2 separate regions of the Homo sapiens genome follow, and region 1 is linked to region 2. Evidence: chromatin contacts called from ENCODE Hi-C or POLR2A ChIA-PET data. All regions are on one chromosome and are shown on one strand. Each heading gives the region's core, a stretch centred on a gene start or an enhancer-like site at or near the end of the contact. The rest is flanking DNA. Distances are from core to core; before and after follow the strand shown.

The links. Hi-C counts contacts between places; a loop is a spot of excess contacts on that map. ChIA-PET counts read pairs that join two places held with the same protein, here RNA polymerase II (POLR2A). Pooled maps may share reads with other maps.
Region 1: a loop to region 2 is called in a map of ascending aorta, with 3 times the contacts of the local background. The contact joins two enhancer-like sites. A Hi-C loop is called at or near these places in 1 of 168 maps with a recorded cell type or tissue (ascending aorta) and 2 of 50 pooled maps. POLR2A ChIA-PET finds 5 or more read pairs at or near these places in 1 of 52 experiments (activated CD4-positive, alpha-beta T cell).

Annotation. Positions count from the first base shown.
Region 1 is chr7:130,892,054-130,896,807 of GRCh38, forward strand. All of the region lies in intron 6 of LINC-PINT (long intergenic non-protein coding RNA, p53 induced transcript), which reads right to left. Among named protein-coding and RNA genes, the nearest start is that of MIR29B1, 17 kb to the left of the region's middle. Within about 2 kb of position 2,343, at least 31 of the 41 ENCODE cell types and tissues checked have a DNase peak (open chromatin) inside an H3K27ac peak, as active enhancers do; they include ascending aorta, where a contact is called at or near this core.
Region 2 is chr7:129,861,854-129,866,411 of GRCh38, forward strand. All of the region lies in intron 3 of UBE2H (ubiquitin conjugating enzyme E2 H), which reads right to left. Among named protein-coding and RNA genes, the nearest start is that of UBE2H, 89 kb to the right of the region's middle. Within about 2 kb of position 2,243, at least 10 of the 41 ENCODE cell types and tissues checked have a DNase peak (open chromatin) inside an H3K27ac peak, as active enhancers do; they include ascending aorta, where a contact is called at or near this core.

The DNA of each region.
Region 1 (4,754 bases), core at 1,093-3,592, 1.0 Mb after region 2:
CAAGAACAAAAAACCAAACACCGCATATTCTCACTCATAGGTGGGAATTGAACAATGAGATCACATGGACACAGGAAGGGGAATATCACACTCTGGGGACTGTGGTGGGGTCGGGGGAGGGGGGAGGGATAGCATTGGGAGATATACCTAATGCTAGATGACACGTTAGTGGGTGCAGCGCACCAGCATGGCACATGTATACATATGTAACTAACCTGCACAATGTGCACATGTACCCTAAAACTTAGAGTATAATAAAAAAAAAACATTAAATAAAAAAAAATAAAAAAAAAAAGAGTGAAAAAGTTGGGTCAAAAGATGAATCTGTTGTACATGTTGGTATATGTCACTGAATTGTCCTCTGGAAATGTGCCAAATCAATAAACTCATAAATGTCTTCTGAAAAAAAAAAAAAAAAAAAAAAAAAAAAAAGGAATAAAGCTTCCCCGCCCAGCCTTTAAAGTCCTTTTCCCCTAAACAATACTCCAAAATCAATGAATCTAGAGATTCTTTGCACCGGAGTGGTTTCCAAATCAATTGACCTCTAAGCTCCAAATGCATTTTGATTCTGCTTCTATTGATCTGAAATAATAAAGGCTATGGAATTGGGATATGGTTCTGGTTTCTAGTGGAGTTTACCTGAAAAACTAGGATACCTTTGACCATCCATATTTCTAGGAAGCCCTCTGACTATCCATATTTCTAGGAAACCCTTTGACCATCCATATGTGGCTACTTTTTTATACATACAGTACTCATGCAAAATAAACAGAAAAATAAAAGAGTAAATCCCAACTTCCAGGTGACAGTTTACAGCATATCTGGCAACTACGTGGTAGAGTTTAGTGGGCCTGCCAGAGTCCTTGTGTATGCCCCAGACATAGGCATACACACACAGAGCTCAAGAAAGCTGCTCAAGAAAATGACAGTCTTTTTTTTCTTTTTCTTTTTCTTTTGGGGGGAACTTTCACTGGTATAGAACTAACTGGGCACATAATGGGTAAGGACAAACACTGAAACTTTTTTTTTTTAAGTTAAAAAATTCCAGCTGGGCATGGGGTGGCTCATGCCTGTAATCCCAGCACTTTGGGAGGCTGAGGTGGGTGGATCACCTGAGGCCAGGGGTTCAACACCGGCTTGGCCAACATGGCAAAACCCCATCTCTACTAAAAATACAGAAATTAGCCAGGCGTGGTGGTGGGCACCTGTAATCCCAGCTACTTGGGAGGCTGAGGCAGGAGAATTGTTTGAACCCGGGAGGTGGAGGTTGTAGTGAGCTGAGATCATGCCACTGCACTCCAGCCTGGGCGCCAGAGCGAGACTCTGTCTCCAGAAAAAAAAAAAAAAAAAGTTAAAAATTCCATGTTCAGAAAGCAAGAGACACGGTGTTATTTTCTCCAATTCTGAAAGCTCCCAGTGGTGACAGCATCGTTAGCCATGTGTAACATGTGCATCCAGGCAACTGACTGTCACCAGACTTCTCCATGGCCTTACTCAAACTGAGTAAGCTGGTAGTATTTCCTAAGAGTTGTCACTCAGTTGTGAAAACAGAGAGCTTTTTGTTTTTTGGAAAATCCTGATCAGCCGAAATGACTGGGTGGTCAGCCTTGCCCATCTTTTGGCTACTTAGATAAAGGCTTCTTTTCCCAGGCAAGGAGAGAGATGATGGTTAACTTGCTTTTTAGACTGAGGTCATTGCTATTCGCTGGTGTAATGAATAAGCTAGACGTTTAAAAACAAAACAAAACAAAACAAAAAACCTCCTTTCAAAAGCAACCACATTTTTCTCTTCTCTGGAAATGAACAGAACGCGTCATGAACAGAACACGTCATAATTTTTTAAACATCCATCAGTGCCCATGAAAAAAATTTTTAAAAATAATCTGAATCTCACTTGTTTATTGCCTACAATATCAATCAATGGCTTAGGTATCTCTCCGTGTTCTATTACTTCTCACCGCTCTTAATTCATGAGGTCAAACAGAATCTTAAAACATCATTAAAAAATTTCCTCCCTTTCCATGTCTCAAGGTATCTGTAAATGGACAATTTGGGTGTGCTGAAATCAAATGACTGACCAAGGCCCATAACTGTGATCACAGGTAAAATGTTTTTCTGCTTTGCCAAAAATCCGAGTTTCCTTTGCTCTCTCTGTCAAGCTGAAAGAGCCCTCCCAGACCGAGGGGCCAGGTGGAGAGGCCACTCACACCCGCCCTGTGCCGGTCTACCTTGGATGGCCTCACCAGGGCACGGTTCCCGGGGTGGTGACTCAGCTCTGGAGGACCACCTGCTGCGTGGGGGTTGCTGCCTAGCAGGTCACTGCCAGTCACGAGGGCAGAGAGACCCAAAGGATCAGAGAACAGCTCTGAGCAGGTCAAGGGCAGTGCCAGAAGGAAAGCCTTTGTTTACAGAGGGAAAGATCCTGCACCTTGAAGTGAGGCATTAAAGAGTAGAGGGGCTTTGCACCTGCATCCTAAGCCTCTTGGTTCACCACTAAGCCGCAAAGCCACAGGGAGGAAACCACTGGGAATACCATCACAGAAAATGAAGGTAGGGCCACAGGGCACCTCCCACTCTCAAAGGGAAAAGACGGCCCTGGATCATCTTTCTAAAACACCACTTTGATGAAGTCGCCATGGTTTTCTAAAGTAATAAATGGCAGCCACTACCTGCAAGATAACAGAGTGCATTTGAAACCTTTCCACCACCTAAGTCCAACCCACCTTCAGGGCATTCGCTCTACTTCCTTAGATAAAGCCTCTGCTGGGGTTAAGATGTTCTGTCTCCGCTGCCCCCACTCTGCAGGCTTTCTCCTCCCGCTGGCTGGTGCAGAGAATGGGGGAGCCATTAGGAGCCACAGACACTGAGCTATTCTACATGGAATTCTTTTTATTGTTTGATCTATTTCACATGTACAAAGCTTTGACCTTCCAGTTCTAAGAATTCCTACTTAGAACTGGTAGGTTCTAAGAACTCCTACTTAGAACTGGTAGGTTCTAAGAACCTCCCTGGACCGATTCTGGCACATGTCTCTTCTGAACTCACAGAGCTTGTGCCTTAACAATTTAGAGTCAACTGACTTTGCTGTCCTCTCTAATGTGTTAAGTTTCAGTCCGTGACAAACATTGACAAGACGTGTACCTCATCAAGCACTGTAAAGGGAAAGGACATGACCCCTGCGGCAGAGGTCCACAGTCACACAGATGACAGAAATGTGCCCGATGCCTTCCAATGTATGTCACAAACGCGTATTTGACAAGGGAGAGCAGAGACTCTGCAGGTGGTGAGTTTTGCCTGCAGCGCCACAGAAGTCTTCATTGGGGAGCTCCAGGCTGGATTTTAAAGGAAAAGCCGAATTTTAAAGGAAGAACAGGTTAAACACCGAAGGAAAATGGGGAGGAGTGAATGTTTCAAGGAACACGTATACCAAACAACAGAGTGCATTCTCTCCAGCTCTGCAGCTCGGGGTTCCAGGGTCGGGGGTCCCACAAGGTGGGAAGGAGAAGCAGGCCTTATCACGAAGGGCTTTGTAGGACAGGCCGAGTGTGTACGACGTTTGAGGTGGAATGACAGGGCTACGCCCTGTGGAAGGGGCCGACTGTAGGACTGCTCGGAATTGGGAGTTTGACAGGAGAGAGGCACTTTCACAGACATTATCTGGTTTGATCACCACCCCTTCTTGAGCCATATATTTGGCGATTAATTGTGCACTTGTGACATGTTCCTTTCTGCTGTCTGTTCCTTAATGCCCCCTGCTTTTTTGTCTTGTCCCCAGCTGGGCTATCTGTTCCTGGCGGCCACAGAACAATACCTTCTTTAATGGCTCCCACAGTGACCAGCACGTGCCTTAAACTCAGAGCAGGTCAATCAATCAAACTCCTTTTAACTGAAAGTTTAGGATGTGCTTTTGCCACACTCTCAAGTAAGTAAGTAAATTCATCAGCAAATACCAAGTCCTAAAATAATGAATGGTACTTAGGAAACACATAAAGAGTGGTAGAAAACTAGATGGGCTGGGGTCATCCTGTGGAGGCCCTGGACGGCCCGGCTAAAGCATTTGGAACTCCTCTGTAGAAGTGTTTTGATAAAGAAATGATGTGATTGAAGCTATGCTTAATAGAAGATGAATTTGGCAGTAGGATGGGCTGGAGGGAGACAGTCGCTGTGGTGGTAGAAAGAAGAGGTGAAGAAGTGTTGCCAAGCCAGGTGAGAGCGTTTGCTACCATCTGCACTAGCACGCAGCGCCGTTCCTCTAGGGCCCCTGGAGCTTAAGGTAGTTCTTTTCTCACATCTGTCGCACTTAGGAAGATCACATGGTGATGCTGGCTTTTATTCTCCCTCCCTTTCTTCCTTCTAATAATTAGCAAGCAACAGTTATCTGCCAGACACTGTGCTATTACACAAGGGGGAGAGAGATGAAAGGCAGTCTCTACTCTGATGCCTTGTGGGAGAGGAAGAAAAGTATCTGGTTAAAACGCAGCATATTGAATTCTCTGATATGCCCTCCCTCCCTCTCTCTCCCCCTGCTGGCCAGTCTGTCTTCCATTTCTTTCTTTTTCTTCCAAAAAAAGGATCTGAGGCATAATGAAGGAAGTCAGCTAGGAATGGGGAAGAAGGAAGCTAATCTAATGCGAGGAATCCCTGGAGGAGGTGGCACCTGAGATGACTTTCAGGTGAGCAGGTATCAGCCAGAGGAAACCAGGAGGAAGGGAGAAGAGACGTGCGCAGACACAGGCTGGGGCAGAGGAGTGGGC
Region 2 (4,558 bases), core at 993-3,492:
CTCCAGCCTGGAAGCCAGAGCTAGACTCCGTTTCCAAAAAAAGTTATACATAGTATCAAACATTCTAAAATAGACTGAATTACACAAGCATTAACTAGTGCTGAACTATTTTAAGAAAAAGCCAGTAAAACCAACCATTTTATTTGAAATCTCGTATCTTAACACTCTTGTTCAAATAATACAAATTCATTACCCTCCCCCTAAAATCAGAGGAACCTCAGGTTATAAGGTACGTGGTCCTCAAGATCAGTTATATATAGGAGTATGCTGCTATCACTACTGCAGGGAAGCTTTCTGATGAGTGGGGAACAATGCTGAGCCACTATGTGGTTTAATGCAAGAGAATGGTCCTACTATATGAAAAATATTGCCTGAAGCTACTATTAAGAATTAAAAATACGTTCTTGATACTTAAAATCCTGCCTCTGTGAGAACTCTCAAAACTAACACCTAATGAAGCAACGTCTATGGCAAAGGTTCCCAATGCTGGCTACAGATGAGAAGCACTGGGAAGTTTTCATTTAAACTAAAACCAATACTCAAAGACACAGGACTTAAGGGGAAATACCTGTAAGGAAAGGTCTTTAGAAAAAATAAGTCCTACATTAGAAGGTCACCAGCATTATGGAGAAAAACACAGCAAAGGAGGAAAACAGAAATGGAAAGGTTGGGGCGGGGTGGCAATTTTAAATGAGATGGTCAGGAAGGGACTTCCTGAGAAAGTGACTTGCTTTGAAGGAGGTGAAAGAGGAGCCACCTGGTACCAAGAGGAGAGGAGAAGGTCACTATAGAGGGAACAGCCAAGTGCAAAGCACATTAGGAGCTTGCCTGATGCTCTGAAGTTTTTTCCTGAAACTGAAGGGATTTGAAAAAGGGGCAGAAAATGAGAAGTGATGTCACAGAGGTGATCAGCATTTGGGGCCCTTTTAAGGACACTGGCTTTTATTCAAGGGAGATGGGGGGGCCACTGAGACTAGTGCCTGAACAGTGACATATTCACATACTTGGCTTAACAAATGGCTTGTGTCCTAAAATAGGCTAGTTGGGGAACAGCTCAATCAGCTCACAGCACCTGAGTGCTGGGGAATGGCAGATCTCAAGCAAAACAAAATGGGAATCCTACAGGGCATTATGCTTCAACGATCTGAGGCCACGGGGCATTTAAAGGTGTTAAGTCAAGCAAATAACTATGGTAAGCTTTAAATGTTTATCAAAACGTCTCTGAAAGACTAAGGTGCCTCCCTCATTGGACATGACCTGGAGAGCACACTTGGAATTAACAGTGTCTATACAGTTTTCAATTAAATCTAGATTTGGCTTAGTTGAGTACAGGAATAAATAACAGAACCAAAAAGGACTTGGTAAACATACGCTTTAGTAATAAATGGTTTGGAGCTCAGTCTCCAGTGCCCCTGCTAAGTACAGAACACCATCTGAGCACTAGTACAGAGGGCAGAATCACACCACAAAGCAAAGTACTAAACAGGGACATGGGTTCTAGCCTCAACTAATCAACTGCAGGCCCTGGGCAAGTCACTTCACCTTGTGGGGTCTGTTTCTTTACCTACGAAGACAAATAGTTGAACTATATGATCTCCCAAATCTCCACTCTTACTCTATTTCTGAAGGCCCTATCAGCTCTAAAAATCTAGCATTTAATAACAATGGCAAGCACTCTGAGAACAGAGGAATTATGGGGAAATATCCAAGAGTTAAGTCCTTAAAGGAAATTAATTCTGTAAGGCAGCATTTTTAGGTACAGAAATTTTCTAGAGAATACAAAACCACCAACATGATAAAATACCATAAAGAGCCACAAAACAAACCCTCTGACTCTTCTAAAGTAGGCAGAAACAGTTTATAACCTTGCCTTTGAGGGATGAACACAACCAGACCAACTCTATCAAGAAACTTTCTACTTTCTAAACTAAAATGATCTCTTCCAATACTAGGTGTTTTTTTTTTTTTTTGAGATAAGGTCACTTCGTCACCCAGGCAGGAGTGTGGTGGTGCAGCACCTTGCTCACTGCAACCTCCGCCTCCTGGGTTCAAGAGATTCTCCTGCCTCAGCCTCCCAAGTAGCTGGGATTACCACAACCAGCTAATTTTTGTATTTTTTCGTAGAGATAGGGTTTCACCATGTTGGCCAGGCTGGTCTTGAACTCCTGACCTCAAGTGATCCACCCACCTCAGCCTCCAAAAGTGTGGGGAATTACAGGCGTGAGCCACTGCACCTGGCCCTCAGGCTTAATTGTTAGAAAAATATCCAAAGCAAATACATGGAAAAAAGCATATCTCCTTGACATTTGTTCTTAGACAAGCTGTGGGCAGTGTTTCTGGCAAAGCCATTTACATTCTGGATAATGATGCCAACAATGGAACTCCTGGACAAGGAGGGGGGAGACAGAGAAAGAACGGGCCAGAAATTCGGAAAAGGAATGTTCTCAGGACTGTGTTGAGTTGGCCCTGGCATGTTCTCCTTCCTTTTGGCAATGCTATCATCACATTAATGAATATGTCTGCAACAAGGGAATTTTCCCAACACTTGTTTCCATTAGACCAGGAACTATTTTCAAGATATTTTAAGAGAACATATTTTGAAAACTGCTTTTATGGCAACATAAGTAGAAGTAGCAGGTTATTTTTAATCTTCATGATTTAAGATTTTATTCACTACCAGGCATTTTCTTTTTCTTTTCTTTCTTTTTTTTTTTTTTTGAGACAGAATCTCACTCTATCACTCAGGCTGGAGTGCAGTGGCGATCTCGGCTCACTGCAGCCTCCACCTCACGGGTTCAAGCTATTCTCCTGCCTCAGCCTCTCAAGTAGCTGGGACTACAGGTGCCCACCACCACACCCAGCTAATTTTTTTGTATTTTTAGTAGAGATGGGGTTTCACCATGTTAGCCAGGATCGTCTTGATCTCCTGACCTCGTGATCCACCCACCTCAGCCTACCAAAGTGCTGGGATTACAGGAGTGAGCCACCGTGCCCGGCCACTACCAGACATTTTCTAACAACATATTTCAGTGATTTGACCAGATTAAAATCAGAACTCCTTAAGTTTTTTGGACAGTTATTCTCTGGCGTAGTTCTAGCACTCGTTAAAGGGGATGGGGAGGATCGTACAACAGGAATAAATGTCCAGCTAAAATGCTTACCCTTCTCTGTCCTGCGTCTTTTAGCAGAAGGGAATTAGGTAATTTATAATTCTGGAGAAGGAATCCAAATCACACTTAATGTAAAACTATTATTATATATCTTAAAAAATAAAAAGTACAGATTACAACAGAAAAATATGCCTTGCTTTTGCTTGTTCCACTCCAATACTCAACTGCTCTAGAATAACAAATCTCATGACCCATAGGCTAATAGGCAGTGAAAATAAATAACATTGTGCTAAGTCATGCTGAAAAACTGGTTTTTATTTCAGCCTCTGTGTCCAGTCCCAGGAAGGGGTCTATACAGAGTTGCACACACTTCTGAGTAACTTCTGACATTGGGGTCAATATGTAAATAAATGAGGCCAAGCTTCACCTATTTTTCCATCTTTGTTCCCTTTATTTGAGAGGATATTAATGATCAAATTTGTGGGTAGATGAAATACTTTGGGCCAATCACCAGAAATTTCACCTGTCAGAATTATCTTGACAAAAGGAGAGGTTAGACAAACGACTTGTGAATCAAGGTAAATCCACCCTACGGTAAACGGGTGAAGATCACCAAAGGCCAAAACAGCAGCTACATCCCAGGGATAAAATAAGCCTAGGCTAAGGTGGTTCAGACAGCTGTGGCTGATGCAATTGCATTATAAGCTTATGAATTCCTGTGAGAAAACAGTTAAGTGAATACATTAAGTCATTCTGATCGTCTATCTTCAGAACAACTGCCCACATAAAGTAGACTGTTCACAACCAAACTGATTAATTCTATTTTTTCAGTAGGTATAATTGTTTAAAATATTCTTATTAAAGACTGAATCTCATCTTCCCTTGCAGTATCTCAGACTATAAATTATTTAAGGGTAATAACTTGGATCTCTGTTCCTAGCACACAGGGTGACCAGAGTAGGGGTGTTCCAATTGAGTAAGGGTGGGGGGGTGCTGCCAGCTCCACTAGTGACAGACATTGGCCAGCTATGTGCAGGAGTCCACAATCTGATAGATTTTCATCTAACCTCAGACAGCCAGGCCCCACCTGAGGCAGCCTGTGCCCGGGTAGAAATCTCTTCAGAAATCTGAGCCTTTCCTACTCAGGAGAGATGGACCTGGGCCTGTCTCTTCTTGGGTGAGGAACCAGGCAAGGAGCTCACTCTCAATGCCCTGTGTCATGGGAACTTCTGAACTGATCCTGTGTGTGTTCAGGAGATCTAAACTCAACAAGGGGTCCTCTTTTCTGTTTCTTCCTTTCTCTCTGGTAATATAGAGTCTGAGGAATGGGCTAGATGGATAAGAAAAGGTCATTTATAACTAAGAAAAGGTGAAGTGTTATCCTTCAATAGCATAACCCTTCTACCAACCTAGTGGATTATCAAAACCTCTGGCCTACTTTCCTTTGG